Regions from separate parts of the Homo sapiens genome. Here region 1 is linked to region 2. The links are chromatin loops, found by intact Hi-C in ENCODE. Cell type or tissue: A673. All regions are shown on one strand. Each heading gives the region's core, and the rest is flanking DNA. Links, peaks and the distances in the headings are about the cores only.

Region 1 (15,828 bases), core at 4,982-12,981, 890 kb after region 2:
AACCACATCTTCACCTTGCCTGGCACTGCCACAAATACAAATTAGAACAAGGTACGCCACTCAAGACCAGAGGTATAACAGTCTCCACAAGCCTTCTTCTTCTGTCCTCTCTCCTCCTCAGTCTATCGCTCTCAGTGGCTGTGGAGATTGAGCCTCTTCTTCCTAAGTGTCCAGCCCCACCCCCACTCCCTCTCCTCAGACCTTGACCCTATCTCTGCATTCCTCAGAGAACAGAAGTCATCTGCTGGGGCACCCTCAACTTTCTTGCACCTGCTTGAAATTTCCTCTGTATCTCCTCCTCTCTTCAGACTTTCTGTCCCTCCTGTCTGTGAGGAAAAAATACTTGCTTTGGTTTCAGGGTCATTCTCCACCTATGTTTAATGTCACATCCTACATGCCACCTGTGACCTTCTCTTCAGTTAACTTCCTCTCCCTAGCAGCATCGGTCTCTCCCTCTCACTTCCTCTTTCCCATCTGGGCTCAGACGTGCTCCTGTTGTTCCTCCCACTAAAACACTATTCCTCAACCCCACAGCACTCAAACTCCTGTCCCACATAACCTCCCTTGTTACAGCACCAGGCACAGGCTATGGTCCCACATGGACCTGGGTTCAGATCTCAGATCTGCCTCTTACTGACTAGGGAATGTTGGGAAATAACCACGACCACACGGAAGTCTATGGAGGAGCCCCTGAGTGTCAGGCACGGTGCAAGGGACTTTACTTACAATGATATCAAGCTCACAGAATCCCATCAGCATCCTCAGGAGACAGGGATGTTGTATTTAGTTCAGAGAACAAGAAGCTGGGCCCTGGAGAGGTTAAGTAATTTGTACAAGTTCACATAGCCAAGTGAGGCAGAGGTGGAGCCAGGGAGAGCTGGCCTATATCAAACCAAAGCCCACATTCTATCCTCCACTGTCTCCTAGATGCCTAATGCTCTTATCCTCAGCCCCTTCTCTAGAGAATATCAGTGTTATTGGCTACCTTGTGAAGGTCCTATAAGAATTAAAGAAAATGATGTGCACAGAGCACTTAGCATAATGTCCAGCACTCAACAAATGAGGATTGTTCAAAAAATGGGGATGATTTCTATAGGATTACCAACCACGCATTCCAACTTGAATTCCCTCCTCTTCGCTTCCATGAAGCTATGATCTCCTAGTTGTCCTCCTGCCTCTCCAACCCACCTCTTGCATTCCCCATAATCCTCTTGGGCTCATCCTTTAAATGTAGGCTTTGTCCAGAGTCCCTCATAGCTCCCTGTTCCTGCACAATGTCACCTTCTCCCCCAACTTCGGTCAGTGCCTCCCAGAGCCTCCACCCTGCCTGACACCTCAGCAAACCCACACTTCCTTCCCTAAACCTGTTCCTCCTCTGCGTTCTCCATGTTTAACCAAGGTGCTCCTGAACCATGAGTAAATCTCATTGCTTCTTCCTTAGAAGCCTCCAGTAGCCCCCTATTGCCAACAGAATAAACTGCAGAATCTTTAGCAAGGCAACCAAATCCCTTCATTATCTGGTCCAAACCACCTTCCCAGCTGCTTTCAACTGCACCAATCTATTGGACATTTGCTATTATGCCTCTCCTCCCCAGAGTCTCTTTCCCAGCTAAACATCCACACATGCTCCAGCAATTCTTAGCGTGGCATCATGTCAAAACCCTTGACTGTCCTGGAGATCATCTCCAGACTGGCTTCATTTGCCTGGGTGTCTCTTTTAAAATGAAGCCCAGAAACGGACAGTACCTTAGGTGCTGAATAGAACTATGCTCTCCAGTGTTCTGAAAATTACTTCTCAGAATGCAGCCTGTCCTCTTTGTGCCTGCCCAACAGGCCAATTCTAGCTTCAGCATCGCAGCCAGGTCAGCTTTGGCTGATCACGAGCTTCCGTGTGCTCCCAGGGTGCTGACATCAGCACCTGAAATCATTTCAGGTTTACGCTCTGCTTTTCCAATAGGACTGAAAACCCCTCAAGGGAAGGAATTTCTATGTTCCACCCTCCAATGCTTAGATGTCTTTAGTCCAGCTGGAGTGAATAAACCAGAGGATTTCTAAGGTCATACGTAAAAATGGGGTCATGTCACATTTAACCTAAATCTCCCCCATCCCCCGTCTTTTTAAAATTCCACTTTAAAATGGAGCATAGGCATAGAGTATATATATACATACATATATATACACATACATATATATACCTACTTATACACATATATATATACACACATACACATATATATATACACATACACATATATATACACACATACACATATACATATATATATATATACACACACACACACACACACACACACACATATATATATATATGTTTTTTTTTTTTTTTTGAGACAGAGTCTCACTCTGTCAACCAGGCTGGAGTGCAGTGGTGCGATCTCGGCTCACTGCAACCTCTGCCTCCCGGGTTCAAGTGATTCTCCTGCCTCAGCCTCCCAAATAGCTGGGAATATAGGCGCATGCCATACCACACCAGGCTAATTTTTGTAATTTTAGTAGAGATGGGGTTTCATGTTGACCAGGCTGGTCTCAAACTCCTCACCTCAGGTGATCCCCCCGACTTGACCTCCCAAAGTGCTGGGATTACAGGCATGACCCACTGCACCCGGCCAAGTATACTTTTTGTACTCTCAGCACCTCTAGTGATTTGATGCTCGGAATTATCTTGCAACATTGACAAACATATCCTCTAAATTAAGGAGGCATTTTATGGCAGTAAAAGGTATAATTTGGCTGATGAGATCAGTCCCTAAAAAAAAAAAAAAAAAAAAGTCAGGAGCATGGATTGAAACAAAACTTGGACGAGACGGCAAATAGAAGAAAGGGAACGCGCCACAGTGAGCCAGCCCTTAGTGCCTTACACCATCAGCTATTTATTCAAGCATGAAAACTGTGACATCATTCTCACAACACTAATTAGACAAAGAAATGAGATATGCAAATATTTTTTAAAACTTGATTCTGCAACACTCTTGCCAGATAAAAGTTAATTTAGAAAAACACAACTCATCAGGCTGACTCTGGAGCCAATGTCCATCACCCTAACTACCTGACCTAGGATATCCCTGGAGAAAAATCAAGCACAAGATGTAGGCTGCCCCATGACCCTAGAGACAGCTCAAATCCTTGGAATCTCTCATGGGCCAGGTTGGCCCAAAGATCAGAGGAAGCACAGTTACCCAAGCAAGAAGCACAGAAGTTTCAAGAAACTGAAGATGCTGCACTTTGAGGCTCCAACATGTCCAGCATCCCTTCTCCAGTGCAGCCTCCAGATGAAGGGTCTTTCGCAAGAAGGGTTCTGTGGGACCCTCAAGTCATTCCGTAATCCTCAAGTCATTCCTCAAGTCATCCAAGTGGGACACAGATGTGTACAACCCTGCACTGCCCCACATGAGGTGATTGCCTCGCCAAGCTGCCTCCCCTCACAGAGCCTCTGTTTTCTTGGCTGTGAAACTGGAATCCTGGTGGAGTTGCTGTGAGCACTGAATGAGAACACACACATGGAATCTCAAGAGCCTAGCCCACGGGAGACCATCAGCACGTGGCAGCTCCTTCTCTCCTCCTGGACCGCCTTAGAACAAAGATGCTTGTGATGGGCTGGGTGCAGGGCTGAATTCAGTTCGCAGACAGCTACTGAGGGCCCCCTGTGTGCCTCGCACTGTGTGAAGTTCCTGCCCTTTCGTAGCTAAGGGAGAAGTAGGCAGACTGTTAACACCTGGGGCTGGAATAAGCCAGGCACTAAGAACAGCCCCAAAGGCAGGAAGCTTTCCCAGGGAAGCCACATCCATGCCCAGGCAACGGGTGAGCAAGAGAGGAAGACAGGGACAGTCACGGGCAGAGAGGCCAATCTGTGCTGAGTCCAGAGGTGACCAGGGTGGCCTGTTTGAGGAGCTGCAACCAGGTCTGTATTGCTGGAGTAAAAGATTCATTTCTCTCACCCGGATAGAATTCCCCTTAACCCAGTTCCTCTATACTTTAGGCCACGGCTGCTCTCTGAAGCTTTAATCCTATTACACAGCTGTCTTTAGAGAACAGGAGACCATCCCCGGACCTGTGTATCATCCACCTAGAATAGCACTCCAGTCACACTGACAATGTCATCAGACCCAGGAGACTCAGCCATGAGCAATCTGCAAGGGTGAGCCAAGGAGCAAGTAAGCACTGCAGGAAATAAAAACAAAACAGTCATTGCCCAGATACACACCTGCCTCAGCTGAAAATACCCTGGGGTGCACAAGTCCAAAAGATCTCCATATACACATTAGAAACAGAAAGTGCTTGTTTTTCTTTTTCTAAAGATTTAATTCATGATTCCAGGGCCAATAATACATTTAAATGCCACCAGATGACCCAAACCCAATCTCCACAGAGCTGTGATCTGGACTGACTTATTCTCTACCAAATAAGCCTTCCCCTTTGCCACTATATTTATTCATCTATCTCTCTATCCATCCACCCACACATCCATTCATCCATCCATTCATCCATCCATCCATCCATCCATCCATCATTTATCCATCTACCCATCCATTCATCCATCTATCCATCCATCCGTCCATCCATGCATCCATTTATACATCTGTCTATCCATCCATTCATCCATCCACCCACCCATCCATTCATCTACCCACCCATCTATCCATTCATCCATCTATTCATCTACCCATCCATCCCTCCATCCATCAATTAATCTATCTATTCATCCATCTATACATGCATTTTTCCATCCATTCATCCACTCACCCATCATCCATCTGTCCATTCACTGAGTGCTTACTAAGTACCAGGTCCTGTTCATCCAGAGGTGACCAAGAAGACACAGGTTCTGTCCTCTTGGACTTGACATTCCTAGTGACCAGCCTTGCAGGTGAGGCACCCCAAGCAAGACTTTCTTACCCCTGAGTTTGCTGAGTGGCAAATAAATATAGTTCCACAGAAGCCCTTGGGCACCCCACTCAGGGCCAACCTTGTAGGCAGAGAATGCCTGCTCCTCAGTTTACCTCCTTCGGTTCCTGCCTCTCCAAACTCAGATCAAGCTTGATCCAGAGGGAAGTCCCTACGATGCAGGCAACATTCTCCCCACTGCAAACCATGTAATAATCTGGAAAAGCCACATATCTTCACAGAAGCAGGGGACTTTGCTCCTTATTACAGACATGGCAGCACATACATTTTAAATATGAAAAACATCCCCTCCTTCTAAGGTCCCTGTATTGAAGTTTTCAAGGCACCTCACTTGGATTTTGTACAAATTGAGAAATAAACCAACAAGCATCAGATAGAGGCCAAATTAATAAAATACAAATTAACAAAGGAGAATATGAAATAGATTTCATACAATAGACAAAATGATCAAGAAGCTTGAAGATATTACTACTATAGTGATTGACATGGTTTGGCTGTGTTTCCACCCAAATCTCATCTTGAATTATAGTTCCCATAATTTCCATGTGTTGTAGGAGGGACACATTGGGAAGTAATTGAATCACGGGGGCAGTTTCCCTCATGTTGCTGTTCTCATGATAGTGAGTGAGTTCTCACAAGATCTGATGGTTTTATAAGGGGCTTTTACCCCTTTTGCTCAGCACTTCTCCTTGCTGCCACCATATGAAGAAGGACATATTTGCTCGCCCTTCCACCATGATTGTAAGTTTTCTGAGGCCTCCCCAGCCCTGCAGAACTGTGAGTTAATTAAACCTTTCTTTACAAATTACCCAGTCTCGGGTATGTCTTTATTAGCAACATGAGAACCAACTAATACATTGATGAAGGCATATGTTTCTTCTCCTAACAAGAAAAAAAACAAAGGCAATTAGAAATTCCAGGACAAACTAAAAACCTTAAAAAGTTACAATTATCAAAATATCAAGCAAATAAAAACATGATACAATTCTGAGTAATTTATAGAGTATAAGAAAAGTGATTCCATTTGACCTTGATGCTAGGAATATTGTTGTTCAAATTGTAAAGATATTTTGACATTAGACTTCTAGAGAAGAAATATGATCCTCATATACTATGTAGTTCTACAGTGAACAATACTTCGTAGCCCTGGCCTTAATAACACACAAACTTATAACAATAATACATAAAGTTATAACCCACAAATATTCTACTAACCATTATTTTGCTTCCCTTCTTAGAGCCTGTAAGGGTTTTGTGGTGGCAAATTTAAATGGCCCAGTTCACTTTTTAAAATTTATCTAAGGAATTGTAAACTTTTTTTGGCTTACTAAATTTCATTATGGTAGGCAAAGGTATCCAAACTTGTTCCGTTAAACTAAGCTAAAAAAAAAAAAATCCACTGGACACACTTAATAAGTGTTCATTCTAAATGGCCCTTTTCCCCATAAAAAGTCATCAATGAAAAGGCTGGATCAACTCATTTCCCCTCTTACTCCTGATCCCAGGACACAAAGCTCAGAACCACAGTGACACACAGCTGTGAGGCAAAGTCGGCAGTGCCACTAAAAATTAAACCAGGCCTCAGGTCACAGTGGAGAAGGAGGCCTGGATTCTGGCCCAGCCACTAACTATTTAACATCTACCAAATCCCAGTCTGAGTGAAATGTCCACATTTTCAACGTGGACACCAAATTTTTTAAATATTTGGTTTGGTTTGGTTAACCAAGGCAAATCCAACCATGCATAAAGTGTTCCAGGAACGCCAGTGAGCAGAGTTTATCCCAAGAACATCTGTCTTGAGGACTACAAAGCCACTCCAGCATTGGGTAACGGCCGGACCCCAGTGCTGGAATACCAGAGTGTAAGGCCCAGAAAGCTCTGGGCAAACTGTTACATCTTCCTACATCTCAGGTTCCTCATGTGGAAAATGGGAATCAGGACAGCACTCAGCTCACAGGGTTGCTCTGGTGATGAAATAAACAATTATATGTGAGGTGCTCAGAAAATTGTCCCTGATCAGGAAGGACTCAATACAAGTGAGTTACTATTTGACTGTGGCTTGAGCTGTTGTTGCCTTTCTCTATGGGAATCTACTACAGGATAGAACAAAGGAATGGAGCAATGAGCTGTGGAGTGAGGGAAAAGGACAGTAACCTGTACAAGCATCTATGCTACATGGACTATCAAGTTTCAGGTGGAAAAGCTCCTAGGGACAGCAGGCCAGTTGTCAATCATCCATATCTGACCTTCCAGGTGGCACAGGTCATGCTTTTCCCCAGAGGTGGCCAAAAGGACTTCCATGGAGTGAAGCCTGGGAAGCTCCTCACAGCTGCAGCCTGGGCATCGTTCTCCCGGTAGTAGATGAGCTGGCAGCTGGCGCCAAGGAAGGCAAGCCTCTCCCAAGCAGAGGCCTGGCTGGGAGCACTGGGAAGCAGTCACAATTATGGCAGCATCACACTGCCCCTCACAGCTGCCACTGCCACAACCCAAGGTTTGAGGAGGCTGGGGTTTCCTACAATGCCTGTGTAGCCTCTGATGACTTACTTAAAGGGAGTTCTGTTCCTTGAAATGTCACAGCCACAAACATCTAACATTCATGGGCCACATCAAATGGGGAGAGATGCCCAAGGACTTTCCTCTCCTGTAGCAGAGAGAAACTCCTTACCCTACCAAGAGCTTTCTGGCTGCCCATCTGTGAATGTGACGCAGATACTCTACTCATTGGGGAAGGGCTGGATGTCAGCTCCTAGGTCTTTGTGCCAGAGACCTAGAGGCCTCATTTGGAAAAGCTTCTATAAAGGACATGTACTGGACTCTGACCATAAAAACCCCACAACTGTCTCTGTATGGCATGTTACTCTCAGTACCCGCTGCCACATGTCCCTCCTGCCAGTGTAACCACAGAGGCTCCACACAGCACCAAGTGTTTCAGCTACCCGGATGCACCATGAGTCCCCAGAGGGCACACGCCTGTTCCAGGTCATCTCTGTCACCTCCTAGCACGATTCACAGTGCTGAGAGGAAGGCGTACAACACGTCTTCGTGGAATCGAAGCAAATTCAAAATGGAAATTCTTTCAAATATCCATTTCAGATACACATGTCCTGTGCTACTTACTATCTCTGGCTGCACTTCTCTCTAGCTCTTCGGTCTTTGAGGAAAAGGGCAGTAGATGTATCTTTTAAGGAGAAATGTTTATGAATGGAGCTGGAGGCCATTATCCTCAGCAAACTAACACAGAAACAGAAAACCAAATACGGCATGTTCTCACCTATAGTGGGAGCTAAAGGATGAGAACTTATGAACACAAAGAAGGAAACAACAGACAGTGGGGTCTACTTGAGGAGGGAGTGGGGAGGAGGGAGAGGAGCAGAAAAGGTAACTATTGGGTACTGGGCTTAATACTTGGGTGATGAAATAATCTGTACAACAAACCACCATAACATGAGTTTACCTATGTAACAAACCTTCTCATGTACTCCCCAACCTAAAATAAAAGGTTACAAAAAGGACAAATGTTTAAATTTCGGTTGTTAAATATGTAAACAACTGCTATAGAAAACCAAAAAACATTATTTAACCATTTTATACCCATCCAAAATGCTGCAAACATATGTTTTTAAAGAGGTTTATGAGTCAAATTATATCCTGAAGAGTTGTCAAAATAACTCTACATCCTATTTACAACCTTGGTCTTGAGTCCAACAATTACTCAGCTCATGTATCCTTCTTCTTATGTTGACACTTTTTAAAAATCAACACTGATGCCTGATGAGAAGCTAAATAAACTGATGACAAGAGCAAAAACCTCCCCACTTCTTACATACGAAAGTAAATAAACGCAAAGAAAACAGAACCTGCAAGTCATTATTGGTATTTTCTGCCCTCTGGTGGTCAAGTCCAAGAAGTCTCCACACCAGGAAACAATCTGTGTATTTCACAGATGGCCTCTCTGAGGATCACTCAGGCTAAAGCCTTCATCCCACTGGACTTCCCCAGCAACCAAGTAGGTCCTGCTTCTCTCCTCCCCGCGTGTGTGTGTGTGTGTGTGTGTGTGTGTGTGTGTGTGTGTGTGTGTGTGTGTGTGTATGCAAAAAAAACAAAAAGGATAACGTCAGTCTGAGCAGAACAGGATGAGCAATGTGACCCCACCTCCTCCAAGCACATACAACGTGCCTGAAAAGGCATAAAACTGCAGCAGATGAGCTGTGCTTTCAACTCCCCAACACCATGTTCCATCTGAGCAGATGAGTAAGGCCACCACATCACAAAAGTGTCAACAGAATGAGCATCGGTCAGCTTTGCCTTATTAATATCAGGGAAACACACTCCTGTGAGCACCACACATTTTCAGGACATTACTTTAAAGAGCCCATAGCCTCCCCTTCCATCACCCTCTGTTATGCCACACTGTCTGCGGAGGCAGAGGTCCCACTGTGCTCAACATCAGAGGGTTTCCGTTCCCACCAACCCCATTCAACTCAGTCCCCACACTGACCCCCCACCGTGCAAGACCTACAGAGACACTCCTTACTCTGCCCTTTGCTGCTGAAGGAAGGACAGGCTCTGAGAATGGTGAATGCCTCTGTCCTTTCCTTGAACACTCCTGCCTGAGGAGTTTCTGTGAAGTGTGGTGTCCATCAGGTAGTCGAATGGTTTTCTCTAGGACATTCCATAACTCCCTGATACGCTTTGGCTGTGTTCCCCCCAAATCTCATCTTGAATCATAGTTCCCATAATCTCCACATGTCATGGAAGGGACCCGGTGAAGATAATTAAATCACTGGAGCAGTTTCCCCCATCTTGTTCTTGTGATAGTGGGTGAGTCTCATGAAATCTGATGGTTTTATAAGGGGGCTTTTCCCCCTTTTGCTGAGCACTTCTCCTTGCTGCTGCCATGTGGAGAAGGACGTGTTTGCTTCCCTTCTGCCATGACTGTAAGTTTCCTAAGGCCTCCCCAGCCATGCTGAAGTTTGAGTCAATTAAACATCTTTTCTTTATAAATTAACCAGTGTCAGGTATGTCTTTATTAGCAGTGTGAGAATGGACTAATACACTCCCCATTAACTACTAAATTATACATGAGCTGATTACTCTTGTGTTCAGAGTCTTTGTAGTGGGATGGGTGGGATGAATGGATTATTGGATGGATAAATGATGATGGATGGATGGATGGATGATGGATGGGTGGATGATGGATGGATGAACAGATGATGAATGATGCATGGATGATGAATGATGGATGGATGAACAGATGATGGATGAATGATGAATGGATGATGGATGGGTGGATGGATGGGTGGTGGGTGAATGGGTGAGTGGGTGGATAGGTGGATGGACACAGACGGACAGGTGGTTGAACAGGTGGGTGGATGAATAGGCAATACATGGAAGGAAGGTTAGAAGAGTAAAACGATTTCCATGACATGTAGGGCTCTACTAGGCCTTGCAGGGACTAAATAAAAAAACACAATCCCTGCCCATTAAAGATTGTGTTAGTAATGATACAAAATGAGATCAATCTGTGACAAGAATAGATGAACACAAAGTGATTCCAGAAGACAATAAAAGCAGATGACCTCCAAGCAAAAAGAAAACAGACAAAGGCCTGATCGTGTTACAGCAATAGCCACAAACATTGAGATTATTAATGTGAGGAGGCTGAGTAACCTTCTGCTCAGGAGGAAGTGTCATGGCACCTGGTTTGTGGCCATTAGGACAGATAGAATGTGACACTCTGACACCTGCTGATCTGCCCCAGCCCCAGCCAGTAGCTGAACCAGACAGGCTGAGTGGTGGAGAGCCGGATGACCAGGAGCCAGACACCCTGGTGAGGACATCGACATCAGGACCTCTCTGGAGCTGTGGAAGAGCTTGGGTGAAGGGGCAATCCCAAGCAAGACCTCACAGCAGTGGCAGCATGCAGCCTGCTGTGCTCACCTAACACAGCACAGGCCCACAGAGCCACACCACCACTCCATGTGCGGTGAGAAGGGCCCACACTGGCCACTGACCAACCCTGGCTGGCTCTCAAGGGGACTCAGATGCCCTCAACCTCCTCTTCATTGCTCAAGTCTTCCATGAACCCTTGCAGTCAGAAGGTCACAAAAGGGTTACTCAAGGATGCAATAACCCATTTCAAACCCCCATCAACAGCAGGGAGAGACTCTCCCATGCCTTGCTGAGACCCTTCACTCATACCCAACAATGCACACCGTAGGAAAAGATTGTGTGTCTATCGCCGGTTCTGAGAATCCCCTGAAGCCAGTTTCTTCCCTTTGCTCTCCCTGAAGCTCCTGGTGCTGGGAAAAGCTACCCCCATCTCATATGTGGCACGCTGTACAACTTGGAGATCATCGTTCAGGCTCTCAGGACTGGCTGAGTTGTCTGCCGCCCAGCACCCACGTGCCTGAAAAAACAGCCCAGAATGCTGGTTGCACTCAGCATGCAGCCCCGCAGCTCAGCTGCTGCATGTGACTCTGCAGCCCCAGCCCTGGGCACACTCCCAGACCACCAGGGCCACACTGCCAAGTGTAGGTGAGCACGACCCCAGTGCCTGCTTACAGCACAATGCACGAGTGTGTACACATGAAGCACATACTATGGGGAGCAGTGTCTGCGACAGAGAGGAAGAAAGAAAGAAGACTCCTGGTTCTGGACAGAAGGGCCACGTGGAGTTAGATCAAAGAGGCAGCAACATCCTCCTTCCCACTCAACATGGACCCGGCAGTGGGGGCTGGTATGTGGGAGCACAAGAACCAACATGCACTGAGGGCTTCCCTCTGCTAAGAGATAAGCCAGGGGCTTTGGATGTGAATCCTGATTCAGACCTCATTCACTCTTTCCACTCCTATTTGCTGTTTGTCTGCTATGTGCCCAGCCCTGTGTGTGAAGCTGAACACACAGCAGTGGATGAGGCTGGCAGGGCCCCAGCTGCGTGGAGCTTTTAGGCTAGTGAAGGAGACAGAACCCACCTATTGCACATGAGTTGCTACACTCATGAGTTGTAATACATGCTGCAAGTGGGGAGTCCAGTGCCTTGGGAACAGGTGTCAGAGGAACCACATGCAGGCTGAGGCCTTTCTGAAGAAGGGACAGTCATACAAGCTCTGAAATGTACATGAAAACAACCCATGCAAAAGGGGGGCATCCCCAGCTGGATGGTAGCACATGTAAGCCCCCTCCCACAGTGGCACAGGGGAGAGACAGAAATGAGGCCAGAGGGACAGAGGCCCAGTGGAGAGAGGGGGTACAGTGAGGAGTCATGAAGGATCCTGGATACAGAAACAGAACTTGGGCCTTGATCCTGGGGACCCAGGGAGTGACAAGGGGGCTGAGACAGTGCTGATATTTCACAACCACATCCATGTGTTCTGTGCAGGGGTCTCAAGGAGCAGAGCCCATGGCAGCAGTGTCACCCGGGAACCCAGAAATGCAGACTCTCCACCCCACCCCAGAGCTGCAGAATCACACATCCTGGGGGTAGGACCTAGCTACTGTGCAGCACCTAATTTACAAGATGAGCTTGTCTTAGCTAAAATATTTACCTCTGCGCAAAATCAACCCAAGAGAATGGGCCAGACCTCATTTACACTTCTCACTCTTTCAGGTGCCCAGCTTCCTCCTTCTGAAAAGGTTTCCCAGCCTCCCAGCACAGGCTGCAGAGGTCTCCCAAGCCCCCACTCCCTCCCCTCCCAAACACATTTGCTTCCTTCTCCTCGTGTTCTTGGTAATCACTTAATTTGGTGTGGCATTTCTGACACAAATTAGATGATGGTCAATATGGCAAGGCTTTAAGAGAAAACCTGAAAGTTCCAAGGAATGCCATGGAAATGAAAGAGAACCATGAAAAATATGACATTTGGGCAAAGTTTAAAATGACCGGGCACGCTCAGCCTTGAGTGAATGTCACTGTGGGGAGCTGCGGTGACAGTTTTTTAATACACAAGGAACGCACGTAGGAGAAACGGATCCATTTTTCCACTCATCAGCAAGAGCAGAAGGAGAAGGACCATCTTAGGTTTCAGCCGGGAAAACATATGTCATGTGTTTGAGCCATAGGAGAGGAAGAGCTGCCAAGAGGGCCGGTGAGATCATCCTCACCAGAGACGCTGGAGATGAGATCACAGCGGCCCGGGTCACTGTCCGGCAGGGTGCCTGGACCCTGCTGGCTCTGTGCGGGGTCTTCCCACTGCCTGACAATCCCATTGCCTGGCAAGGTCTGGATAGGCAGGGCAGGTGCTAACTCCGGGTTACTGTGGTTTGCTTCAGACACCTGGGAATTCAAAGGACACTATGCATCTCTGCAAAACATTGCACATTGCCTTGTTACTTGGAGGCGAGGGTACCCAGCATTTGTTTCATGGGAATGCCCATGTCTTCCTTTCCTTTAGCCAACTCCTGTCTTCCCAGTAACGGCAGCAGCAGCAACAAAAACAACAACAACAACCATCACACAAATAACAGCTGTCAGCTATGGAGCATCGCTCTGGGCCAGCGCTGCACACACACCCTTCACTCATGGCTCACCACCATCCTAAGACCCATTTCACACATGAAGAAACTGAGCCCTAGAGAGCGCTATGGCCTGTTCACGGCCCCAGTGCTGGTCATGGGCAGGATGAGGGCTGAGCCCAGGGCTTTCCTGCCCACGATCATGATCACGTCTCCGTGTTGCCGGGAATGAAGTCTGCACATGAGACAACCAATAAAGGAACTGATGCGAATGTGGCCCCCAAGACCCTCCTGGGCCTGGCAGGGGCTGGTCCATGATAACATCCAGTAGAACGGAGAACAGGAACCTTTTAGGAATCACCCACTGTGGCTCCTCTCCCTGGGACACCACCCCCACCCCGCTCCAGATCTGGTGATATTTAAAACCAAGGCCCTCCTGGAAGGCTCCCACCTCTGCCTGGTCTGGTCTGCACCACCCCACACCTTGCCCCACACAACCCCACTGTGGACCCCAATGAGCCTGCAGGGCTGCTGGCGGCATGGACGTCCTTCACACATCATCACCCCATCAAAACCAGCAAGAGTGCAAGGTTTCCCAGGAGCCTGCCTGGCCGCTGACCACCTTGCGTTTTTTATATGCGCCCAGCACTCTCCTCAGAGGGCCCCTGAGTCAGGATGGTCTGCAGGCTACTGCAATTAGAGGGGATATTGTGCAGAGACTGCTATCACAGCTTCAGCTAACCCTGCATCCGATGTTTAACCAATCTTCCCTTTCATGCAATCCTAGGCTCGTCTGGCTTTTCTATTTTTGCCTCTCTCTGGAGTCCTGAGGATGGCTGAAATGGCTTCTGTTGCAGACCTGAGGAACCAGTTTTCCTCGGCACTCTGATGCTGTCTGTGCTGGTGCCTTCACCACAAGGCTTTCTGGGGCCTCATTCAATATCAGACAGTTCAGCCAAGGGACCTGAGCCCCTCCTGACCTGGGACTTCAGACCTGAACACCCACCCGGCCCCACTGAAAGAACCACCACAAAACAAGCACAGGAACTGGGGTGCACGGGCGGGCACGAGGCCAGGCCGCGTACGCGTGTTGATGGCCACAGCTGTGCCCCCTCACAGGAAGCATCATAAGGGGAAGCCCGGGTCAGGACAGGCCATCTGTGAAGCGTGGCCGACCCCGAAGCAAGTAAAGCAGGGCTTTCCTGCTATTCAGACGACTCCGGACTGATGTCAGGCCTGGAGTCAAGGGAATGAAATTTATTCCTTCTTCATGGAAAAGCTGGACTCAAGCCCCAGATGTATATTCCTGGGGAGACTTAATTTTTCTTCTAGCTTCACCAAGCTCAGTGGAGTTTAAAGCAGGCTTTTCCTTCAGGCAAAGAGACAGAGAAGGCCCAGAGAACAAAGTAGACTGGGGCCCTGGGGAGAAGGAGGCCCTTCCAGAGCTTTGCTCTCCAGGCTCCTCTGTCCAACCAATACACGGGAGAGGCAGGGCAGGGAGGCAGAGATGGCTCCTGGAGGTCTGGTCTCATGGCCTCCAGACTGTGATGGAGAACGTTACACCCTATACAGACACATGAGGATCAACACTCCCAGGTGAATTCAGCCAAGACATGCCGACCTTTGCCCACATGGGCCAACCCTTAGCTGCTTCTCCAGCAGATGTGTTTGCTCTGAACATCCCGTTCTCCCTGGTCATCTCTCCTGGCTCTCTTACCACAATGCCTGTGCTCCACCCCCACGATTAGCAGCACACATCTGGGATGTAGATGGGTGGGAGCCCCTCTTAAGAAGGGTGGAGAAAAGTTCCCTGTGGATGGCCACCTGGCACTCCCCAGCATCTAACCGGGAACCCTGGCCATATTATACCAACTGTGGCTCCAGAAGCTCAGCTCCTGGAATTGTTACTCATCCCTGAGTCGTGAGAGAATTCACAGTAGATAATTAAGTTAAAATCAGAGTCAATTACCTTCATGGCACCCATAGCTTGGAAAGCCACAGCTAATCTCGAAGGGGTCAGTGCTGCCAGCATGGCATTGAATCTTGCACTCTTGTTCCTAATAGGCGAATGGTACTGTCCATCTGGAGCCACGGAACCAAACCTGTGGAAAAGAGAGGTGGGGTTTCACAAAAAAGCAGGACATAGCACCACCAGAAACGAAGTCAGGTGGCTCCCATGTGCATACACAGGGAAGCACTCGGATTTCCCCATCGTGGAACTTCCCCCTTGAGACAGAGCGCCGATAAGGGCAGGGGGAGTCCCTCTCCAAGAGATGCTGAGAAAGGCTTGACTCATGGGAGGTAGTGGTTTCCTGAGACATTAAACCAGCACCGGAGCCTGACTGTGCAGACCGCACACTGACCCACTTTTTAAAAACTGAGATGTAATTCACATGCCATAAAATTCATGTACAATTTGATGGATTTGAGTATAGTCACGAAATTGTACAA
Region 2 (15,828 bases), core at 2,530-10,529:
GGGGTGAGTCAGAAATCCTTAGGTCACTTGTGGTTTTCTTTCATGGTTTTGCTGTGACTATTAACTTGTTTTTACTTAACAAGAAAAACAGGTGTTTGGGTGTCTGTTTGAAACAGTGCTGCCCTGCTGTTAGCAACTCACTGTAGTCACGAGGCTGCCCTGGCTTGGCGACACTGAATACCTAACTGGAATAAGGAGCAAACCCTGGAAGAAGCCGGAAGCCAGTCCCGTGAGAGGGATGGGGCATCCCTGAGCACAAATACAGAACCTGGTTGTTGTGAATTTAAATCGAACTTGGAGTCAATCAGCCAATTCATTAATTTGAATTGCTTACTTACTGCGCCAGCCCCTAGCACCCTCCTGCACAGCTTTGGAGATGAACTTCCACCTTGGAATAAGCGTGTGTGCTTGGATCTTGGCTTTGCTTTTGTATGTGTAGCCAGGTGAGCCGGCAGCTCTCACCTGAGTTGTGTTGCTTTCTGGAGGGAAATAGAGGCAGTGCCTTCGTCCACATGCTGCTGTGGGTTTTCTTTCCACCTGGCCAGGCAGCCAGATGCTGCAGCTTTTTAAGTCTCATTAACGTCAACGTGTGCACTGCCCGTTACCAGTACCAAGAGACTGACAAGAACTCCTGCCTCCCCAGCTGCAGGTGCTGAAGGCTTCCCTCAAGTCCTTAGGCCTTAAAGGATGAGTTTCAGGCTTTCTGCAAAGACTATCAGAAATGGGAATCTGGCTCAAAGCAAGTCTGTGCAATTCTGCACAGGGATCAAAGGAAATGGAGGCACCAGTTTGAGTCCTGGGCCTTGGGCCTGGACATGGCTGGGATCTGCCAGAAAAACAGACCAGGAACTCTTTTTTTTCTCTTTTTTTTGAGACAGTTTCTTGCTCTTGTCACCCAGGCTGGAGTGCAGCGGCACGAACGCAGCAACTTACCGCCGCATTGACTTCCTGGGCTCAAGCGATTCTCCCACCTCAGCCTCCCAAGTAGCTGAAACGACAGGCATGTGCCGGCTAATTTTTCAGTTTTTTGTAGAGATGGGGTCACACTATGTTGCCCAGGCTGATCTCTGACTCCTTGGCTCAAGTGATCCTCCTGCCTTGGCCTCCCAAAGTGCTGGGATTACAGACATGAGCCACCACGCCCAGCCTGCTCTTTTTTTTTTTTTTTTTTAATTTCTTTAAAAAAATTTTTAAAAAGAAAATTGGGTGGAGAAAAACAAAGTGTTTTTTAAAAGAAAAAACAAAAACAGGAGTGGGGCTGTATTCTGCAGCTTGGAGCACAGGTGACTGTAATGCCGAATAGTGATTGCTCAGGGCATAGCCTTCCCCATCCCCTTTCACCAAACCAGACCCCAAGGCTGTGGGAATTCCTGGAAATCATGGGGTACTTGTGCTCTGTCCTGTATGGCCGAGAGCTCCAAAGATTTGCTGCCTTGCTGTGCCACTGCGGCTGGCAGGGAAGAACCAGAGCAGCCGGTGAGTCAGACACTCGGGGTGATTGTTGCTGAAGTCATTTCTGAGGGAGGTGGTCAGCACCTCACTGCAACCAACTGCTCTCCAGGAGGCACCAGTTGCAAAGGTGGGCGAGTGCAGTCGCTGCAGGCAGACTTTGCTCTGTATCTTGCTGTGTCCCCAGTACTGTGGACATGCCCAGATCCCAGCAGACAGTTCATCTGTTGGATTAATCTGTTTTATTCTTTTTGAAGAAGAGGCAGTCCAGGGTGGAAAGCCTGAGAGTGCATCACCCGTCACTTCAGGAGACATCCTCACCTCCGATTCCTTATGTATATCAGATAGGGTGTTCGTGGGCCCTTCCCTGGGCCTCCCTGAGGTGTGAATTGCCTGTGTGAAGGGAAGTTGAAGCTGGTGCCTTGTAGGTCCCCTAACAGTGGCTGCAGGTGAGCCCTGAGCCATCTGGGCAAAGCCAGCTGTCATAAATGACCAAGCAAGTTGGCTTGTGGCTAAATTGATGTCCTCACCAGCATGTCCTCGCCAGAAGGGTGAAACTTCATCAGGACAGGCCGCACGCCAGTCGCAACTGCCCTTGAGGCAAATGAGAGACTCCTTCCATCTCTGCAATTCCCACACTTGGGGAGTGCCTGTGCTTTGCAGAGGCCCATGGTGAAGAGACAAGGGTGGCTTATTGTCTGGCTGGGGAAGCCCAGGGCTCAGGGCTCCTGGCACAGGGAAGGTGCCGGGAGCCCACAGGCTTCCAAGGGCCTGAGTGAGGATGGCTGGTGGATGTCTGCCCTGCTGGCCACGCTCACTACTCACCGAGGCAGAGTTGGCTCTGCTCAGCCTCTGAATGCCTAGGAGGCATTTGTTGTCTGTGCAGGGACAATGAGAATCCAGGATTAGAGGGGGACAAGGGTCCTAAAATCCACACAGGCCACTCCTAAGGTTTGTTGATTTGACTAGCATGAATTGAGTGCCTACCGTATACAGGAAACTGTGCCAGGTTCACAGGGATGTATCTGTGGCTGGTAGTGGATGAAATGAGGCATCGTGACAGGAGCTGCTGTCAAGCTTCCCGGAGCCTGAAGGTTCTTAGGGAAGTGGAGATGGGGATGACAGGGGCATTCAGGAACTACCAACAGAAGAGAAGCATTTACTCTTTTCTCTTTCTTTCTTTCTTTTTTTTTTTTTGAGACAGGGTCTCACTCTGTGGCCTGGGCTAGAGTGCAGTGTGGTGTGATCATAGCTCACTGCAGCCTCGGTCTCCCAGGTTCAAGCGATCCTCCCACCTCAGCCTCCCGAGTAGCTGGGACTACAGATGTGCACCACCACACCCGGTGAATTTTTGTATTTTTTTGTAGAGACAGGGTCTTGCCATGTTGCCCAGGCTGGTCTCGAATTCCTGGGCTCAAGCAATTCGCTCACCTCAGCCTCCCAAAGTGTTGGGATTACAGGTGTGAGCCACTGCGCCCTGCCAGCTCTTTTATGTTTAAAATCCAGTCCTTGGTTTTTGTTTATCCATCTGGCAGTGGCTCCAGGAATACAGTCACCCCAGCATGTCTGCCACTTACCTGCCCAGGTCGATCTTCCCATCTATCAGACTTGGGCACAAAGTGTGGCGGGTTGGTGCCTAGAAGAGAGATCAGGAGGAGGGGAGACCCCACAGAGCAGTCTGGTGCCCCTCCTCCTCTGTTTACCGACTTCCTTGGAAACCAGGACCATGCTTTACTGCCTGTGCTCCATTGTCCTCTCACTTCCTGGAGATGGACACTGAGTCCCTTTTTCTCTCTCCCAACATCGAATGACCCTGACCTTTCCTTCCTCCACAGTCCGCACTTCACCAGAACATGATCTCGCTCTGTGCGAAGATGCATGTGGTCCGGGGAGGGGAGCCTGGCCTGGCCTGTCCTCCAAGTCTGCCTTCCGGAGGGAGCGAGAAGTCGTGGGCTGAAGCTGAGTGTCTCTCCCCGCAGCCATCAGGAGTCCACCAGCTGTGGACACGTGGGAGGGGTTCTTCATTCTTGGGGCCTCCCTTCCTTTGTGCTCACACAGAGAGGGAGCTGTGAAAACTGCTCTAACACAAGGGCCTGGGAGAGAAGGTGGACCGACCGCACCTTTCATCTGGTGTGGGTGGGGAATTGTCTTTCCTTGTTCTCAGTTCCTGTGAAGGGAATTTCCTCTCCCCTACCACGGAGGGGCAGTGTTGGGCTGAACACTTTGTTTTTCTGCACCCAATTTTCTGACTTGCCCCCAGGGAGGTGCTGTGTTTTGTCTGACCAGAGAGACTGTTGAGGGCCTGATGCATGTTGGCTCAACTTATGAGCGACCATGGCCACCATGTTGCTGTCATGAACTCTCTCCCTCTCTCTCTCTCTCTCCTCCTCTCTTCTCTCTCACCCACCACGCATCTCACCACCGGGAAGAAGTGCCAGGGCCCTTCTCTGTTTTCTTTCTGAGGGAAAAGGACATCTGTGGCAGAACCAGTCTCTTTTGACAGCCCATTTCTTGCCTGCCGTCTGCTGGACCTTTGGGCCGGGGCGTAACCTTCCAAACGGGACTTGGCAGACTCAATTCTCCCCTTTGGCAGTTCCGAGCCCAAGACTTGAGGGTGATGCTAGGAGCCTCCAGTTCGCCCTCTGGGACCAACCAAGTTCTAGAATCCAGCTTTTCCACAGAGCGGTGAGCTTTCCAAGTTTGGGGTTATCTAGTCCTTATGTTCATCAAGTGTTCTCTCACATGAGTTGTAAGATTTCAGGGAAATGTAAGTTTTCTTGAGCTCTGGCTAATCAGAAATACTCTTAGAAGTGTCTCCACTCATTCATGAGTATCATCCATGTCCTTATTGCAGTCACATTTTACGAGTTGCACTGATCTCATTGGCCAGTCTCTGCTCCATGGTGTCCAGGACCTCAGCTGGTGAGGCGCAAAGTGTCAGGTGAGGTGCAAAGGCTGAGGCCTGGAGTCCTCCAAGGCTCCCTTGCACTTATGGCACTTCATGCCAGTTATCAGCTGGGACTTCGGTTGGAGCAGGCTGCCAGCACACCTGCGTGTGGCCTGGGCCTTCTCTCAGCACTGTAGCCTCAGGGCAGGAGTGGGTGTCAGATTTCTTACTTGGGGCTCAAGATTGCAAATACCAAGGTGGAGACTGCATCTCATTTTATGACCCAACCTTGGAAGTCATGTGAAACACTGGCTACATTCTTTTGGTTGCAGGCAAGTCCCAAACCTTTCCAGATTCAAGACATAGGGAATTAGATTCTAGCTCTTGGTGGAGGAAGATGAGTTTCTAGAATAGCATGTGGGATGGGAGGTATTCTGAGGCTACCTTTGGAAACACAATCTGCCATAGACCAGTCAGGGAGAAGGAAACTGTAATGCTTCCTCTTTCATCTGCCCAGGCTTACTGGTAGACACATGGTTGAGAAGGGCAAAACCTAGGCCAGGTGCGGTGGCTTACACCTGTAATCCCAGCACTTTAGGAGGCTGAGGTGTGCAGATCACTTGAGGTCAGGAGTTTGAGACCAGCCTGGCCAACATGGTGAAACCCTGTCTCTGCTGAAAATACAAAAATTAGCCAGGCATCGTGGCAGGCACCCGTAATCCCACCTACTCGGGAGGCTGAGGTGGGAGAATGCCTTGAACCCGGGTGGCAGAGGTTGCAGTGAGCCAAGATCACACCACTGCACTCCAGTCTGGGCAACAGAGTAAGACTCCATCTCAAAATAAATAAATAAATAAAGCAAAACCTGGCAGGAAAGCTCCCATGAACAACCAGTAATGGAAACAGTTGCAGATTTCTCATGCCTTTGACCAGGAAACACCCACATGGAGGGCAGGGGGCTTGGGCACCTCCATGTGGTTGGCCAGCTCCACGGGCTCTTCTGTACTCTTGAATCTGAGCTCTTGCATTATGCAGTGAAGTAGCTATTTCCTTGCCATTTTGGGCCAAAAATACTACCACAAAGCGGGGATGATAGCTTTCTGTAAAAGTGCTTTGTGTAGTGCCTGGGACCTAGTACATGCTTAACAAACAAGAATATTATTATTCTTGTCTGGCTTTCTCATAATCATTAATGCATGCTCTAGGAGGAATAGTGTGTCCTTTCTCTTCTTCTCCTTTTTTTTTTTTTTTTTTTTTTGAGATGGAGTCTTACTCTGTCGCCCAGGCTGGAGTGCAGTGGCTTGATCTCTGCTCACTGCAACCTCTGCCTCCTGGGTTCACGCCATTCTTCTGCCTCCGTCTCCCAAGTAGCTGGGACTACAGGTGTCCACCACCATGGCCAGCTAACTTTTTTGTATTTTTAGTAGAGATGGGGTTTCACCATGTTGGTCAGGCTGGTCTTGAACTCTTGACCTCAGGTGATCCACCTGCCTTGGCCTCCCAAAGTGCTGGGATTACAGGCGTGAGCCACCGCGCCCGGCCTCTCTTCTTTAGTCCAGAAGATGGACTGTGTGAAGAAAGTCTCCGCCCAGCCACTGTCCTGAGGGTTTATAAAAGTCCACCTCACCCTTACCAGCTCGAGTTCCTAAAAGGTGAGGAACTTTGTGGTGATAATTTTAACATTACAGTATCTATTCAGATAGGTAGAAAACTGACTTATTCTGTTTATTTTTTTATTTATTATTATTATTATTATTATTTTGAGATGTAGTCTTGCTCTGTCACCCAGGCTGGAGTACAGTGGCGCAATCTCAGCTCACTGCAACTTCCGCCTCCCAAGTTCAAGCAATTCTCCTGCCTCAGCCTCCCAAGTAGCTGGGACTACAGGCACCATATTAGCCAGGATGGTCTTGATCTCCTGACCTTGTGATCCACCCACCTCGGACTCCCAAAGTGCTGGGATTACAGGTGTGAGCCACCTCACCTGGCCTAAACTGCCTTATTTTAAAGCCTTTAGATTGTTATGTGTTTTGGGCATGTAATGCCTATTGAATGAATCTTATGTGTGGTGAGCATAATTATTTCAAAACATCTATGATCCAATAATTCTTTAATATTATCTCCTTGAACTTGCACACTGGCTGTCTATCACTGTTCAGGTGGAAAAGAAAGTAAACTTCTTTAAACAAGTGGCTTCAGGATCACAGTAACATTTGTTTTAGGGCTGTGTGTGTGTGTGTGTGTGTGTGTGTGTGTATCATGTTTTGATACTTAGATGCTTAGACTCAGAGCAGTAGCTCTGCTGGGGACTTAGTGAGTGACGGAATACCAGCAAATGGCCACATGTGGGTGTGCGTTCTCCACGTATGGATCAGAGACCTGGAGCACATGGAGGTTCTGCCAGCTCGCACACCAGCATTCAGCAAGCAGATGGTCCTGGCAATATTTGCAGCCATTGAAAATCATGTTTTCCAAGAATATTTAATGACGGAGAGAAATATGATCTAACGTGAAGTGAATTGCATCAAGACTCTGAACTGTGTACCCAGGATGGTCTGATGAGTCAGCTATAATAACCACAGGCAGGAAGTGGAGCCAACCAAACCCTGCTGACTCATTCCCATGGACGGGGAGAAGGGGAGGAAGCTCCTATAGAAGGTGCCCAGCCCTGGGAAGGTCAGTTAACGCCTGACTGACAGGGTCAGAGGAGGAGGAGGAGCGAGCCGGGCAAGAAAGGGGGCGAGGCTGCTGGGAACAGGACAGGGCAGCACCCCTGCAAAGGTCATCATGTGGACCATTTTCCCAGGTGCCAACCCCAAACTGTCCTACCCTTTTCACTAAAGGGTGTTGGCTGCCGAGCTCTTGTTTGGTAGTTCCTTGAGTGTCCCTTAAAGTCACGTCTACATGCTTTTTAAATTTTAATTTTACAGTACTATTTGAAAGGCAACTTGAATGTGGTCTAGTCCCATAACTAGAGGGTCGGCTGAAATGAATCTATGTGGCTTCAAAAATAAATTGCAAATGTATCTTTCAGTTGTCAACCCTAATAGTTATCAATAACTTGCTTTGGGAAAGATCTTTCATCTCTATGTATTTACTATGATTAGACTCCATTAATACTATTAATATTAATAATAATATTAATCTCTGTGGCCTTTGCAAACAGTGGTGTTTATTTATTTGTAGCTGTTGGTTCAGATAGAACTGAAAAGGAGGGAAAGTGGTTTGTCTTAAGAAGGTGATGAGATGGAAAAGAACACCTTCTGGTTCTGAAGTGACCGCTTTCCACGTGCCATTTTCCCGGCCCTGCTGCCCTGTGACCTCTCCCAGGATCACTTAAGGAAAGAAAGAGGAGCTCAGACTTCCCTTCAGGGGTCTGACACCCTGGGGGCTTGGCTGCCACAGGAGTTTCTTGGCATTCAGGCTGGGGACATCCTAATTCTTGCACCTGAGAGGCCCTGTCTCTCTTCCTCCAACATTACTGACAGGCATCACGGGGTTAATTGGTGTGTGTCTAAGTTCCTTCCAAGGGAAAAGTTGTGCACATCCTTGTTAAGAGGAAAAGGAAAAAAAAAAGCTTGTTTTTTTCAGGAGGTCTACATGTTTATTGTTGAAAATGTGTATATTGACTCTCTGCTATGTATCTTCTTGTTTTTTTAAATTTTTACTTTGAAATAATTATAGACTCATATGAAGTTGTAAACATAGTACAGAGAGGTCCTGGGTACCCTCCACCCAGGTTCCCCCATTGGTTATATCTTATATAATTATAGTACAGTACCCAAACCAGGAACCTGGCATTGGTATATTGTGTGTGTATAGTTTTATGACATTTTATTACATGTGGAGAGCACTGAAACCACTACCACAATCAGGACACAGAACTGATTCGTCGCCACAAAGGGACACTGCGCTTCCCCTCCGCAGTCACACCCCCTCCGCCCCCATCGTCCCCAACCCCCGTAACCACTAATCTGTTCTCCGTGTCTATATTTTAGAAATGTTATATAAATGGAATCACACAATATATGACCTTTTGAGGCTGGATTTTATTTAATTAATTTATTTATTTGAGACAGAGTCTGGCTCTGTTGCCCAGGCTGGAGTGCAGTGGCGTGATCTTGACTCACTGCAACCTCTGCCTCCTGGGTTAAAGCAACTCTCGTGCCTCAGTCTCTCAAGTAGCTGGGATTACAGGCATGTGCCACCACTCTTGGCTAATTTTTATATAGTATTTTCAGTAGAGATGGGGTTTCATCATGTTGGCCAGGCTGGTCTCAAACTCCTGGCCTCAAGTGATCTGCCGGCCTTGGCCTCCCAAAGTGCTTGAATTACAGGTGTGAGCCACCATGCCCAGCTGGAGACTGGGTTTTTTGTTTTTTTGTTTTTTTTCACTCAGCAGGATTCCCTAGAGACCCATCCAAGTTGTGGCATATATCAATAGTCCATTCTTTTTTGTTGCTGAGTAGTACGCCATGGTGGTCATTAATTTTATGTGCCAACTTGGCTAGGTCATGGTACCCAGATATTTGGTCATGCGTTATTCTGGATGTTTCTGTGAAAGTATTTTTTTTTTTTTTTTTGAGACAGAGTCTCGCTCTGTTGCCCAGGCTGGAGTGCAGTGGCGCAATCTCGGCTCATTGCAAGCTCTGCCTCCGGGGTTCACACCATTCTCCTGCCTCAGCTTCCTGAGGTAGCTGGGACTACACGCGCCCGCCACTGCGCCAGGCTAATTTTTTGTATTTTTAGTAGAGACGGGGTTTCACCGTGTTAGGATGGTCTTGATCTCCTGACCTTGTGATCCGCCCACCTCGGCCTCCCAAAGTGCTGGAATTACAGGCGTCAGCCACCGTGCCCAGCCCACGCCTGCCTAATTTTTTGTATTTTTTAATAGAGACGGGGTTTCACCACTTTAGTCAGGATGGTCTTAATCTCCTGACCTCGTGATCCACCCACATCGGCCTCCCAAAGTGCTGGGATTACAGGCGTGAGCCACTGCGCCCGGTCTCTGTGAAAGTATTTTTAAGATGAGATTAACATTTACATCGGTAGACTTTGAGTAAAGCAGACTATTCTCTATAATGTGGGTGGGCCTCATCCAATCATTTGAAGGCCTTAATAGAACAAAGACTGATGTTACCCAAGGAAGAGGGAATTCTGCCAGCTGACTGCTTTGAGACTTGAGCTGCAACCTCAACTCATTCCAGCCTGGCAGCCTACCTTGCAGATTTTGGGCTTGCCAGCCTCCATAATCATGTGAGGCAATTCTTAAAATAAATCTCTCTCTCTCTTTACACACACACACACACGCTCGCACATGCATGCAGATGCACACCTATTGGTTCTGTTTCTCTAGAGAACCCTGACTAATACATCCATGGCATGGATATACTACAGTTTGCTCAACTATTCACTCATTGAAGGATATTTTGGTTGTTTCCAGTTTTTGGCTATTATTATAAATAAAGTAACAATGAATATTTGTATAAAGGTTTTTGTGCAGACATAAGTTTTTATTTCTCTGGGATAAATACCCAGAATTGCAATTACTGTGTTATAAGGTAAGGGTATGTTTAGCTTTTTAAGAAACTGCCAAACTATTCCCCAGAGTGGCTGTAGATTTTTATGTTCCTACTGGCAATGTGGGAGAGACCCAGTTTCTCCACATCTTTATCAGCATTTGCCATTGTTACTACTTTTATTTTAGAGGTTCTAATAGGTACGTCGTGATATCACATCATCATTGGTTTTAATGTGCATTTCCCTGATGGCTTGTGTGTTAGTTAGTTTGCATTGCTATAAAGGACTACCTGAGGATGGGTAATTTGTAAAGAAAAGAGGTTTATTTTGGCTCACAGTTCTGCAGGCTGTACAGGAGGTATGGTGCGGCATTTTCTTCTGGTGAGGCTTTAGGAAGCTTTTAGCCGTGGCAGAAAGTGAAAAGGGAGCTAGTGTGTCACATGGCAAGAGAGGAAGCAAGAGAGATGCCAGGCTCTTTTAAACAACCAGCTGTTGTGTGAACTCACAGAGCAAGAACTCACCCATCACCCAGCCGTTTATGAGGGATCTGCCACCATGACCCAAAACCTCCCACCAGGCCCTACCTCCATCAGGAATTGCATTTCAACATGAGATTTCGAGGGTACAAATATCTAAACTATATCAACTTGTAATGCGGAACATGTTTTCGTGTGCTTATTTGGCATTTGTAAACTGTCCTGCAGTCAACTCTTTGCCCATTTTTTAATTGAATTTTTTCCTGTTTTTCAAGAGTTAAAAAATATATTTTAGATATAAGCTCTTTGTCACAAATATGGTTTGCAAATTATTTCTCCAAGTCTGTGATAGGATTAACTTTTAAATGTTCCCCAAGAACCTTATCCCCTATTCAGTCAAACACGGATCTACTGCTGTGAGGGATTTTCAGATGCAATTAAGGTTACTAAGCAGCTGACTTCAAAATAGGAAGATTTTCTTGAATTATCTGAATGAGGAAAACAGAAGAGATGAGGCAGAAGAGGAGGTCAGAGTAATTCCAAGAGTGAGAAAGGACTCAACCCACCACTGATGACTTCAAGATGGAGGAAGTAAGGCAGGAGCCAAGGAATGCGGGAAGAGCCTAGAAGCTCAGAATAAACCTGGGCTGCCAGCCAGTAGGAAAATGGGAACCTCAATCCTATGACTGCGTGGAACTGAACTCTGCCAACAACCAGAATAAGCCTGAAAGTGTATTAATCACCAGAGCCCCCAGAAAGGCACACAACCTTCCTGCTATGGGAGATTAGGAACAAAGAAACCAGTTGAGCCTGCCAGATTTCTGACTTACAGAAATGTGAGATAATAAATGGGTGTTTCAAGCTGCCAAATTTGTGGTAATTTGTTATGGAAGCAACGGAGCACTAATACATAGACTGTGGTTTGTCTTTTCATCTTTTTACCAAGGTCTTTCACAGAGCAATAGCTTTAACTTTGATAAAGTCTGATTTGTCATTTATTTTCCTTTATGGGTTATGCTTTGGTATCAAGTTTAAGGACTGTTTACCAAGCCCTGTGTTCTGAAGATCTCCCCCAGGTATTCTTCTAAAGGTTTCATAATTTACATTTTATTTATTTTATTTTATTTTTTATTTATTTATTTTTTTGAGATGGAGTCTCGCTCTGTTACCCAGGTTGGAGTGCAGTGGCACGATCTCTGCTCACTGCAACCTCTGGCTCTCGAGTTCAAGCAATTTTCCTGCCTCAGCCTCCTGAGTAGAGTAGCTGGGACTACAGTCACACACCATCACACCTGGCTAATTTTTGTATTTTTAGTAGAGATGGGGTGTTGCCATGTTGGCCAGGCTGGTCTTGAACTCCTGACCTCAGGGAATCCACCTACCTCAGCCTCCCAAAGTGCTGGGATTACAGGCATGAGCCACCATGCCTGGCCCATAGTTTACATTTTATATTCAAATATATGATCTCTTTTTGAGTTAATTTTTGTGTAAAAAATGAGGTGTAAGTAAAAAATTTTCCTTCCTTCCTTCTTTCCTTCCTTCCTTCCTTCCTTCCCTCTTCCTTCCTTCCTTTTGCCATTGAACATCCCCTTACTCCAGCATCATTTATTGAAAAGACTACTCTTCTTCCATAGAATTGCTTTTGAACCATTATCAAAAATCAGTTGGCTTTCTCTTCTGTTTCATTGGTCTGTGCATTTATTTTCCTGCCAATATCACACAGTCTTCATTACTGAACTATACAATAACTCTTAAAATTGGGCCAAGGGACTCCTCCCATTTTATTTTTTGAAATTGTTTTAGCTATTCTAGTTTATTTGATTTTCCATATAAGTCGTAGAATAACCTTATTTATATTTAAAAATATCTTTCTAGGATTTCAATAGAAATTATTTAAACCTGTACATCTATCTGGGAGAATTGGCAACTTTACTATGTTGTTTATTACAATTCATGAACATAGTATATCTATTTGTTTAGTTCTTTGATTTCTTTCATCACTATTTTTTGGATCTAGGAGTTTTAATTTTTTGGTAGATTTCATAGCGTTTTCCATGGACATCATCATGTCATCTGCAAAGAGCAACGCTTTACTTTTTTTCTTTCTGATCTGTACGCCTTTTCCTTTTATTTACTTTTTTTTTTTTGCCTATGGTGCTACTAAAACTTTCAGTACTAAGTTGATAATAGCATGACAGCAGACATCCTTACCTTGTTCTTAGGTGGAAAACATTCACTTTCATCAAGTTTGGTGTTAGCCATCGTTTTTGTGGATGTTGTTTATCAAGTTGATATTCTCATCTATTCCTAGTTTTCTGAGAGATTTTGTCATGAATGGGTATTGAATTCTGTCAAATGTTTTCTCCACATCAGTTGATATGATCATGTGATTTGTGTTCTTTCTCCTGTTGATGGTGAATTACATTGATTGACTTTCAAGTATTGCACCAACCTTGCACCCCTGAAATAAACCCCACTTGGTCATGTGGTATAATTCTTTTTATATATTACTAAATTTTATTTATTAATATTTTGTTAAGAATTTTAGCATCTATACTTAATGAAAGGTATTGGTTTCTAAGTTTTTTTTGTACTGTCTTTGGTTTTATTATCAGGTGATACTAGATTCATAAAATAAATTGAGAAGTATTCCTTTCTTTTATTTTCTGGAAGAAATTGCATAAAATTGGTGTTTTAAACATATTTGTTAGAATTTCCTTCTGTGAAACCATCTAGGCCTGGAGTTTTTTTAAGACAGTTTAAAAATTATTAGTTATTTATTAGTTTCAGGGCTATTGATAGTCTCTATTTCATCTTGGTGAGTTGTGGTAGTTGGTACTTTTCAAGGAATTGGGTTATTTCACTGAAGTTGTCAAATTTATGCATGTAGTGTTGTTTGTAGTATTTCTTTATTATCTGTGCAGTGTTTACAATAGCTATGGCTTTATCTCCGATTTCATTTGTGATGTTGGTGATTTGTGTTTTCCCTTTCTTTTTTCTTGCTTGAGATTTGTCAATTTCATTGATCTTTTCAAAGAACCAGCTTTTTGTTTCACTGATTTTCTGTATTAATTTTTCTGTTTTCAGTTTTATTGATTTTTGCTTTGTTCTGATTTCTGGTGTTCTTCCTCCACCCTCCAGCAGGAGAAGCTTGAACTGGGCTTAGGAGAAGTGAGTGGGGTGAGGAAGCCATCTCCACTTTAGGGAGTTGCAGACGGGAGTGGATGAAGGTGGAGGCCAACAGCCTAAGTAGCTGAGAGGGGGTGCTAGAGTAGGTGTTGTTGATTTACTCTCTTTCTGACTCCAGGTTGCACTGCAGAATGAGCTGAAGGTGGTGAGGAGGCAGCCCCCACCAGCACTTCCTGACCTCTCTTTAAGGGGACTCTGGCTCTGGCAGGGCTTTGGGTGCTTGAAGGGTACTCTCTAGTTTAAAACCTCATAAGCCCTGTCAGCAAGAAATGGATGAGGAAGCTGAGACTCCCTAAGCCTCTATGTGGTGAGTGTGTCCCTCCTTACCTGAAGATCCTGAGAATTCTGAGCTCTTCACTTGTGCTTAAGGACAGTGACCTCAGGAGGATTCTTTCTGAAAACGTTTGCACTGGGCATCCTAGTCTCCTCCCTGGGTCCAAGAGGACTTTGTTGGGTGTGGAGGTGAGGTGGACTGGGTGGTGTCCAGTCTGCCCTCCTGCCCTGAAATGGCCTGAGTTGTGTCTGTGCTTTAGTTACCCCAGGTTGTCATGGGGCAGCCAGGCGCAAGCAGAGTGAGTGGGGCCTGGTGGCACAGCAGGGCCTCCATTTAACAGGAGAAACCAGGCTGCTCTCCACATATAAATATAGGAAGGGAAAGTTTCCCAGACCTTTTGGAGTTTAGACAGCTCTTATAAAATGGCATTTTGATGAGCTGAGCATAAATGAATTGGAAACATTCAGATAACATTTCCCCAGAGTGTATAAACCGAAGACAAAAGTGCTTGGCAAAGAGTTTGAGGGGCTGGGCCAAGAGTTTGAAAAATGATTTGAGATGTTGTGATGAACCCAAACTACCACCAGCTTCTCCTGGCTCAGCTGCTTTGGAGAGCCTGGGAGAGGGGGCCTCAGGCAGGAGAGGAGAGATGCTTTCTTTCCCTGGGAACAGAGAGAGCCACTTTGAAACCATGCTCACCTGCATGTAGCTTCCCACCTGGGCTGTATTTGCAGCTAGCGACCAACCATCCATCCATCCATTCATCTGTCCATCTGTCCATCCATCCATCCATCCATCCATCCATCCATCCATCCATCCATCTGTCCATCGATCCATCCATCCATCCGTCCATCCATCTAACTATTCACTGTTTGTCCATCCATCTACCATTTATCCATCCCTTCATCTGTCTGTCCATTCAACCATCCATTCATCCAACCAACACTTGTTAAACACCTACTGTGTAGATGGCTCTGGGAAGACAGAAGGTAACGAGACTTAGCCCCTTCTCTTGCAGAGCTCAGTGTCATGGTGGGAGAATGTTATAAACGAAGATTTGAGGACAGGCAAGCGCTGCAGAATCCCAGGGAGGAGTCACATACTTGTGAAACTGTGAGGGTGACAAGCTTGCCAAATCTTCCAGTGTTACCCCAGCAGGGTGTTAGGATGCCTCTAAGTTGGACCAGGGACCCTCAAGATGAGATGTTATTTGGAATAGAAGGTAAAGGAAGGGGTTCACCTTGCCCCTGAGCTCAGAGCTACACCAAACCTACTGTAAGACAGTGGAATTCAGACATCACAGCAGTGGGATGGTCATCATTGGTAAGGGAGAGACCTCTTTCTCTTAACATTGACCCCGGGACCACTGCTTTACCCCATGCAGCTCCTAACCGAATCCTATGGGGAAGATACTGCTGTTCTCTCAGGAAATGGAAGCTAAGTGTGAGGACTCAGTTTGGGGCCACCTGGCTGGCAAAGGGAGAACTGAGACTTGAATCTGGGCCCATTGACTCCTGTACTGGGCAGTGGGGCTTCTACCCAGTAGGTGAGAGAAGAACTAGGGGTATACTGGTTGCTGCCAAATCCAGGCTCTGTCACTGGGCTATGGGTGTAGTGTTTGACCTTAGCCAGGTAGGGAAGTTGCTGAGAATGGCAAAGCTGTAAGCTGCAAGGATATTCAGGCCCAGGGAGGTCTCTTGTTGAGCCTAGGTCCTTCTTAGTGTGGGAGACAGAATCTTGGAGTAGATTTGGAGGCCATATGACCTGAATGCTGATTACGCAAATCATCCTGTCCCAAAAGGGGACTTTTATATTATGGACTTTTTTTCTCTTAGATGCAATTATGCTCTGTGTCAGTGGTATACATTCAAGTGTTGGAGAACCTAGGATAAATATTTCAGCTTTCTTTTCCTCACTTAGGTCTCTAAGTCACTACCCCAAGAAGCCCCTTGACAGTGTGCCCGGCTGGTGAGAGGATTCTTTGAATGATGTCTGCACACTGACTTTCTCCTAAGCGTAGAATCACTGTCACT

What was found. A loop is a pair of places that touch in the nucleus more often than their neighbours do. Peaks named below come from ENCODE experiments on the same cell type or tissue, not always from the same donor. Only the 100,000 strongest peaks of a DNase experiment are listed, where the experiment ranks them.
Region 1: a loop joins it to region 2, with 17 times the contacts of the local background. A loop is called at or near these places in 13 of 110 quality-filtered maps.

Annotation. Positions count from the first base shown.
Region 1 is chr2:110,804,914-110,820,741 of GRCh38, reverse strand. It overlaps ACOXL (acyl-CoA oxidase like), which reads right to left. Exons shown (of 18, transcript NM_001142807.4): 9 at 15,347-15,479. Among named protein-coding and RNA genes, the nearest start is that of ACOXL, 80 kb to the right of the region's middle. RefSeq lists an enhancer at 7,331-7,831. In A673, for the core only: a CTCF peak has its summit at 8,807 (motif pointing left); a DNase peak (open chromatin) is centred at 8,801.
Region 2 is chr2:111,690,150-111,705,977 of GRCh38, reverse strand. No RefSeq gene overlaps it. Among named protein-coding and RNA genes, the nearest start is that of MIR4771-2, 73 kb to the left of the region's middle. RefSeq lists a silencer at 1-106 and enhancers at 1-728, 3,085-3,870. In A673, for the core only: CTCF peaks have their summits at 3,635 and 6,663; DNase peaks (open chromatin) are centred at 3,677, 6,697 and 6,807; H3K4me3 peaks cover 420 bases; H3K27ac peaks cover 1,852 bases.